Linked DNA regions of Homo sapiens: region 1 is linked to region 2. A link is an interaction called in ENCODE POLR2A ChIA-PET data of the cell type or tissue named here. Cell type or tissue: Panc1. All regions are shown on one strand. Each heading gives the region's core, and the rest is flanking DNA. Links, peaks and the distances in the headings are about the cores only.

Region 1 (4,399 bases), core at 252-4,251, 120 kb after region 2:
AGACTGTGCATTTGCACTCTAGCCTGGGCGACAGAGCAAGACTCTGTCTCAAAAAAAAAAAAAAAGAATGCTAGCTCTAGGGCATACCCTTGATCTTCTGAAAACTGGGGTGGGACCCAACAGTCTGTCTTTTCACCAGCTCTCTAGTTTGAGAACCACTGCTCCTAAACTAATTATATCATTTAGATGATTGGGAAATTGGCTCTGGAAGAGCTGCGTACAAATTAGAAACACTGAAGAGTAGAACTCGGGTGTCTTTGTTGCCACTGTTACTGTTCTCCTCGCTAAGAGGAGCAGGGTCTAGGCATGGGCTAACGACATGTGAAACTTGAGGATTTCAGCATAATTCAGAAGCAGAGTTCCCCAATAGTAATAGCTAACATTTATTGAGCACTTTCTTTTTTTCATGCACTTTACAAGCACCATTTGAATTTTATAACATTTTGCAACAGTCTTACCTGTGAGATTAGTAACATTTCTAGCCTCATTTTACAGATGAGGAAACTAAGGCTCAGAGATAGTTTCCCATAGCAGTTACAGCAGATTACCACAAACTTGGTGGTTTAAAACAACAAAAATTTATTCTCTTACAGTACCGGAGGCCAGAAATCAGTTTCATGGGGCTGAAATTAAGGTGTCGGCAGGGCTGTGCTTCTTCTGGAGGTTCTAGGGGAGACTCTTGCCCCTTCCAGCTCTTGGTGGCTGCTGATGTTCCTTGACTTGTGGCTGCATCACTGCAATTTCTGCCTCTGTAGTCATGTTGCCTTTTCTTCTATCTGAGCCTAAGTTCCTTCCGCCTCTCTCTTAAAAGGAAGGATATGTGTGATGGCATTTAGGGCTCAACTGGGTAATCCAGGATTCCCTCCCCATCTCAAGTGTCTTAATTTGATCACAGCTGCAAAATCCTTTTTTGCCATATAAGGTAACACGCACAGGTTCCAGGAACTGGGACATGGATATCTTTTAGGAGACCAAATTCAGCCTACCTACCACTGTTAGGCAATTTAATTAGACTTACACAGTAAATATGGGAGCCTGGATTGGAACCCAAACCTTCTGGACTCTAGAGCCTGTGCTTTTAATTACTACTCTGTACGAAACTAAAAACTATGGCTCTAGCATTGGCATTAAGATTTTTAACCCAAGTGTTGTTTCTTTCTTCCTCTAACTTCCACAGTATCCACTTGTATTGTAGCATTGAACCTTTCAGTCCATAAGCATCTTAGGTTTTTGTTTTTGTGGGTTTTTTTGTAGAGATGGGTTCTCTCCGTGCTGCCCACACTGATCTTGGACTTCTGTGCTCAAGTGATCCTCCCACCTTGGCATCCCAAAGTGCTGGGCATAAGCCACCACGCCTAGCCAGGCATCTTATATGTTGGTCCTAGCTTCTCCAGTTAGTTAGCTTCTAGAGGGCAGATATTCCATTTTTCTGTTTTTAAAAATAGAGATATAATTTATATCCCATAACATGTAAATTTGCTTTTTAGTAAATTTGCAGCATTATGTACCCATCACCACTATTCCAGAATATTTTAATTACCTCAGATAGAAATCCTGTGCCCATTAGCAGTCACACCCGTTCCCCTTACCCCTAGCCCCTGGAAACCACTATTCTACATTCTGTTTCTATGGATTGACCTATTTGGGACATTTCATATAAATAGGATCATATAATATGCAGTATTTTATGTTTGGCTTCTTTCACTTAGCAGAATGTTTTCAAAGTTCAGTCATGTTGTGGCATATTTTCAGTACTTCATTCCTTCTTTTGTCTTTTTTCTTCTTTTTATTTATTTATTTTTTGCTCAACTCCCCCGACCGACATCATTCCTTTTTGGGATAGTCTGTTGTGTAGATATACCATGTTTTAAAAATCTATTAATCAGTTAATAGACATTTAGTCTTTCCACTTTCCACTTTTTAGCTTTTGTGAATAATGCTTCTGTGAACATTCATATATAAGTTTATGTCTGAACATAAGTTTTCAGCTTTCTTGAGGGGTATACCTAGGAGTGGAACTGCTGGGTCATATGGTGACACTATGTAAACTTTTTGAAGAATTCAGATATTGTGTCTTTTATCAAGTTGTTTGAATTCCTAGATGATTTCCATTGTTCATTTGTTTATAATGAAATTAGATATGTGTTAGTTATAATGAAATTAGTTATAATGAAATTAGATATGTTTATAATGAAATTAGATATGTGACCTTAATCATTACTTATTTTACCGACAATTTTAGACAGTAGTAAGAAGGGACAGTGTGGCATAATGGAACGAGTTCTGCCTGGCCTGGCCACTCTTCGGGTAAGCCTGAGTAAGTCAAATCACATCACCTCTCTGGGGAGGAGAGTTAGATGATTTCTACATTCTCTTCCAGACTTAACATTCTGCAACTCTGTGGAAGTCTGAAAAGCTAGCCTTGTGTTAAGTCCCAGAGCTTGTGTTCTGTTTTTTTAGCAGTTCATCACTCTCTGTCTGATTTCTGTTCCCAGACACAAACAAAGTTTTACCCATCTATCCATCCATTTTATTGTGGCCTGTTAGCTTCCAGGTACTGTGCTAAAAGCACTGGAGATACAAGGATGATTAAGACATTTTCCATGACTCCCTAGTCTAGTAGGAGAAGATAAACATAAACAGATAATTACAATATTAAGAAATTATAATGTTTTTAAATTGCTGAGAATGCCCAGAGTCTCGAGACAGGCTGGGAATAGATGACATTTGAGTTAAATCTTTTCAGATAAGTAGGTGTTTGCTAGACAAGAAGAGAATGCCAGGCAGAGGAACAGTGTGGATAAAGGCACCGAGTTGGTATGAGAAGACAAACAATGTTTGGCTTTGTTTGGTGACATTCTTACTTCTCCTGCAATGGTAAATGCAGATTCTCTTTATCCAGACTAGCTCCATTTTGAGATCCTTGTGTGTGTCTGATATTTACAGACTCATCCACACTTAAGGATCTGAGTAGTAACATGTTTTGTCTTAAGTACTGGTCACACACAGTACTTCTTCCTTCTTTGTTAAGGACACTTCAGACTCGGTTTCTGAGTAAGGGGGTTCACTGAGTAGTTGAGGGGTCATGGTCCAGATTTGGGTTTTCTCCATAGCACCAGCTCAGGTTGGGCTCTTGAAAATGCCTTCTTGTCGCTCTAAGGGTTTTGGTTACATAAAAGTATTAGGAATGTAAAATTTTACAATATGATCAGCACAGCACAAACTAAATTTCTAGCCTTTAACCTAGAAGCATATATGGAAGGCTTTGTGTTCTAAACTGCCCCCTTCCCAGCCCCCGGCCTTCAGGAGAGGTCATTGTACAGCTCTTTCCATGGTCACTGCTCTCTTCACTTTTACTGGAGGGCAAAACTAGGGCAGAGAAATAATTTTTATTCACTTCTGAAAGGTTACAGTAATAAAGAAACTCTTGTTAACATCAGAGAACGTTGCAGCCAAGAGTTTTCACAGTCTGGCATTGTTTATTTTACATGTAATTTGGAACCTTCTGCACTCTTAAAATATTGGCACAAAAATGTTTTAACTCTTGAAGTACTTCTCTGTACACCGCAGTAGTTTGGTGTCAGGGGGCAGCAGGACTCTGGAGAGCCGTTTGCCCTGTTCCTGTTGGAGAGAGAGATGGTATAAGCATGTGTATGTGTGTAACATACACAGTCACTCGTGTATTTATGTGCCCTTCTGCATTGAGAATTAAGAACTTTCTTTGTCCTGATGAATTTCCATGCTTCTCTTTATTAAACAATGAGAATGGTATAGCAGTCCCGCTTTCCTTTTGCCACAACTGCCAAAAAGTACAGCGCTTCCCTTATTTAGATATTTTGATGTAAGTATTCATTATCCCCTTTCTTCTCCCGCCCCCCACAGACTTTATTACTTAAGTCTTTTCTTTTACTTTTATTTTGGTTGCGGTGCATACTATGGGCCAAACTCTGTGCCAGGAATTTTACAGACATCATCTCATTTAATCCTTACAAATTACCTTGTGATAGAGTTGGGAGTGTCCCCATATTACAACTGAGGAGAACCAAGGAGCAGAAAACTTAAAGGACTTGGCTGTGGCCGCCATAGTAAGTCACAAGCCCAGAGCTGACGGATTTCAAAATCTTTGCTCAAAAAAAAAAATTGGCTCTTTTGGCCATAACATGTGCCTTTTGTTGTAATCCAATTTGAACCTTTTTTTTTTGGAAATAGGTAGAATATAAGTAATTATGAGTGAACTAATGGACTAACTGATCCATTGATAGAAGCACAAGTCACTTATGTTAAATGAGATAATAATACACAGAAGTACCTGGCTCCATCAAAGGGTTTTTGTTCTTGTTGTTGTTTTATTAGGTTGAAATTAAGATATGAAACGATTACAGAAGGATGCCTTGAGGTA
Region 2 (4,399 bases), core at 181-4,180:
ACCAGTGGCAGCAGGATGGCCAAACCCCCTCACCCACCAGGAGCTGGGCCAAAACAGGGCAATGGGCCACCACAGGCAGAGGCGGCCAGCCTAACGGTGACCTTCATCAGAGATACCCAGGACAGGGGAAGGCATGGTGGTAAAGAGTTCTGGGTGTTAGTCCAAGCTCTGCCTCCAATGGGCTCTGTGACCTCAGATGTGCTACTTCCCTCATCCAGAAATGAGGGTATCATGACCTCTGAGTTACTTAGGCCTCTAAAACACACAATTATCCCATAACCTGGGCCAGAGGAAGAGTTCTCTCATTTTATTAACCCTAAGACTCTCACCAGCAGGGCTAAGGAATATCCGTATTTTCAACTACCTATCAACAAAATGGTATATACAGCGAATGCAAACCTAACATTTGCACATACAGTAGAAATTTCAAGGGCCCCAAATCCCTTTAATGCACCAAACTATTGATTTCCCACATCCTGGCTCAAATGCCACGTCCTATCATGTCCTCCCAGATGAACCCAGGAAGAGTTAGTCACTTTTATAGCTATATACACAGAGAGAATACATATGTTCTGATGTCTACTCTACATCTTATCATCATTACTTGTCTATTTTCTCTGCTAATCCATGAGTACCTCAAAGGCAGGAGCTGTCTAATTCATTTTAATTGTAACTTGTCAACAATGTCCAGTGAAGAAATGCATGTGAGCCTCACTCCTGGCAGAGCTAAGCCATAAGCCAGAGATGACAAATCAGTGCCCTGCTAGCTCTTTTCAGCCATTGTGTGGCCCACATAATAGTTTTTAAGAATTCAAATTAGGTGCCAACATTTATCATTGGGAGAATGTACATAAAATCCATATTTCTGGCTCCTTTGGAAAATCAGAATACCCAGTGATGCTTGACCCATATTTCAATAAGGCAACAACCAGCTGCACAGTTGAATAGTGCCTGCCCGTTTAGACAGGGCACGCGCTCCGTGCAGTTGAACAGCGCCTGTCTCCTTTAGACAGGGCGTGTGCTCTGCACAGTTGTATAGTGCCTGCCCCCTTTAGACAGGGCATGTGCTCTCCAGTTCATCATGGCCTCCCCTATGCACACACCGATTCTCTCCCTCACAATGATAGCATATTTCAGTTGTCATTTATCATTGCAACTGTGCTATTGTTTCTGTTATAGTAGCATTAAAGAGGAAAACTCGGCTTACTAATTTACATTACCTCCTGAACAACCGAAGATACTTGAGTTTGCAGAGCCTGTACTAGGCAGTAAGGAAAGTGCATAAAGTAGGGAGAATAGAATGGCACCAATAAAGGTTTGGTGGCACCAGTACTCCAGGCCTCTTCCTAGCCTACGAACCAGGGGAATACAACCTTTCCCCATACTATTACACCCTCCTTTTCAGCCTTTTTGCCAAGGCTGTGTGACCAACTCACCATGGTGCTATGAAATGTTGGCTCTGTTGAGTTCAATGAAGCTCAATCCCTCTCTGCTGGTTGGAGGCACAGATCTTCCAGGAAACTATTCTCTTATCCCAGGATTTCTGCCAACAACTCTACCTACAATAATGTAGATCCAAGTTACTCCAAGGGAACTGAGGAGCCTTTTCTCTCCTAGTATGGTGAGGGCTGAGCCGGGCTTTTGCATGCAGTGGGAGTTTATGAGGTCTCAAAGGCCCCCTCACACTTTGTTGAATCCCTATCCCAAAACATTAGGTTGAACCATATGAAATTGCTAATATTATCCTATTATTATTATTATTTTTAGAGAAAGGATCTAGCTCTGTCACCCAGGCTGGAGTACAGTGGTGCAATCATAGCTCACCGCAGCCTCAAATTCCTGGGCTGAAGGGATCCTCCAGCCTCACCCTTCAGAGGAGCTGAAGATGTGTGCCACCGAGGCTTTTTTTTTTTTTCTTTGGTAGAGACAAGGTTTTGCCATGTTGCCTAAGCTTGTCTCGAACTCCTGGTTTCAGACAGCCACCCCCTGGTCCAAGCCTCCCAAAGCAATGGCATTATAGGTGTGAGCCACCAAGCCCAGCCTCACTCATTACTTTTTATCTACAAAAATGGCAATTTCACATCATTCAACCTAATATCTCTAATAAGCAGTCCTGCCACACATAGTTCCATGAATTCTCATTAAGTTTTCTTTTAGGATATGGCTGTCAGTAACTTGCAAACATGATTTGGCAAGGTGGTATTAGTAATACTTAAGCAAATAAAGAAAATTATATTACAATTATATAATTATTTTACTTTAGCAGATAATTAAAAAATTTTAAAGCTATTTAGAAATTTAGTCCACCCCCCTCATCTTGCAGATAAGGAAACTGAGGCTTGTAGAGATAAAGCAACTTCATTTTGTTTATATTTTTATATGCCCCACTTATCTCAAAAAATGATTTGCATGGCCAGGCACAGTGGCTCACACCTGTAATCCCAGCACTTTGGGAGGCTGAGGCAGGCGGATCACTTGAGGTCAGGAGTTCGAGACCAGCCTGGCCAACACTGTCCAGCCTGGGCGACAAGAGCAAGGCTCCATCTCAAAAAAAAAAAAAAAAAAAAAAAAAAAAGATTTGCATTATAGCAAATATACCATACTAAAAGGGGAGACTGGGTGCAAGGTATACAGGAACTCTCTGTACTATGCAATTTTTCTGTAACCCTAAAATTGTTGTAAAAAATAGTTTTAAAAAATGATTTAAAGTTTTTTAAAACCAAAACAATCCTCATAAAACTAAAATTTATTAAAACAAGAATAAAAGAGAAGAGACAGAGAAAAATTATCTCAGGAATCTTTCTGAAATTCAGATTTCATTCTGAGCTTCCTCAAGACACAGTTCAGCATCCTTTTACAAACACACTGCCAGATCAGATCTGCTAGGAATAAACTAGCAGAGCCCCCAAAGGGAAAGTAAATTTCAATGTGCCTGAGAAAGGGAAAAGAGCAGTAGCTGGCAAACTAACAAATTGGATTACATCTAAATAAGATAATGAGTGTCAGTGTACTTCTAAGCTGTAAACCACTGAGCCAATGTTATCATTACTGCAGGAAAAAGGGAAAGATTCATTTCTTTTGTACATTAATTTATCCCATAAACACTCATGAATTTCAACTCAGTATCAGGAGTCTGCCACAGTGGTACAGAAATGAACAAGACCTACCTTCCTACTTTTGCTAAGGATCAGACAGGGAAGACAGCACCCTTACTAAAGACCAACAGCCACCTGTGAACCTGGAGTGGAAAGTGACAGAAGAGTGAGATAAATTATGTATTTGATCCTCTCTCATCCAAAATACTACAAAAGGAGTATTTAAATAAAGTTTAAAAGAGAAGCAACACTACCACCTAAACTTGGAATAGAGGCATAAATGCTACAAGGACTAAGATGCAGAATGGTATTAAATAGAATTTGTCACTTAAAGCAAAAACAGAAAAATACTTGAGGACACAAACATTTTATTTACTGAGAAAGAAACTACAGTATAGACATTTGTGTACAGACATAATTTGTTTCTTACTCCTGAAAAAAACAAATTAGCATGCAGCTCCTTATTTAAATCTCATGTGGGGCCTCTCTGTTGCTCTCTTCCAACCTCTGGCCTCTCCCACTCAGTCTCCTTTGCTGCCTTTTCTCATCTCCCCAGTATCTAAAGTTTGGAAACCTCAAGGCTTCAGACCTCTTCTCCATCTCCATTAATTTCCAAGGTAATCTCATCCAGTGTTTTGTTTTGTTTTTGAGACAGGATCTGGCTCTGTTACCCAGGCTGTAGTGCACTGGCATGATCTCAGCTCACTGCAACCTCTGCCTCCCCGGTTCAGGCAATTCTCATGTCTCAGCCTCCTGAGTAGCTGGGATTACAAGCATGTGCCACCACGACCAGCTAATTTTTTTGTATTTTTAGTAGAGACAGAGTTTCACCAAGGTGGGAGGATCTCTTGAGGCCAGGAGTTCAAGACCAGCCTGGGCAACACAGGGAGATTCCCATCTCTATTAAAAAAAAAAAAATTGCTGGCTGTGTGGCATTCACCTGTAGTCCCAGCTACTTGGGAAGTTAAGGTGGGAGGGCTGCTTGAGCCAAGGAGTTCGAGGCTGCAGTGAGCTGTGATCACGCCACTGCACTCCAGCCTGGGACAAGATGCTCAAATAAATAAATAAATAAAATACTATCACCTCTCCACATAACACTAGTACTTTTATTTACCTTACCATGCTTTTTCTGTCCCTATCTAATTATTATGTAATATACTTACCAAAATGCAAATTCCACAAGTGCAAAAGCATTGTTTTATCGAATGCTGTATTCCCAGCTCCTACCTAAAACACAGCCTGGTTTATAACAAGTGCCCATTATTACTGACTATTATAGGACATTAGGTAACATGATCCATATT

Evidence for each region. ChIA-PET counts read pairs that join two places held together with the same protein. Peaks named below come from ENCODE experiments on the same cell type or tissue, not always from the same donor. Only the 100,000 strongest peaks of a DNase experiment are listed, where the experiment ranks them.
Region 1: POLR2A ChIA-PET joins it to region 2 with 12 read pairs; 11 of 35 experiments call an interaction of 5 or more read pairs at or near these places.

The regions. Positions count from the first base shown.
Region 1 is chr20:35,332,858-35,337,256 of GRCh38, reverse strand. All of the region lies in intron 7 of UQCC1 (ubiquinol-cytochrome c reductase complex assembly factor 1), which reads left to right. Among named protein-coding and RNA genes, the nearest start is that of FAM83C, 43 kb to the right of the region's middle. In Panc1, for the core only: no CTCF peak of the experiment used is centred there; no DNase peak of the experiment used is centred there; H3K27ac peaks cover 718 bases.
Region 2 is chr20:35,457,143-35,461,541 of GRCh38, reverse strand. It overlaps CEP250 (centrosomal protein 250), which reads right to left. Exons shown (of 35, transcript NM_007186.6): 2 at 3,168-3,238; 3 at 1,437-1,559. Among named protein-coding and RNA genes, the nearest start is that of CEP250, 3.7 kb to the right of the region's middle. In Panc1, for the core only: no CTCF peak of the experiment used is centred there; no DNase peak of the experiment used is centred there; H3K4me3 peaks cover 680 bases; H3K27ac peaks cover 1,134 bases.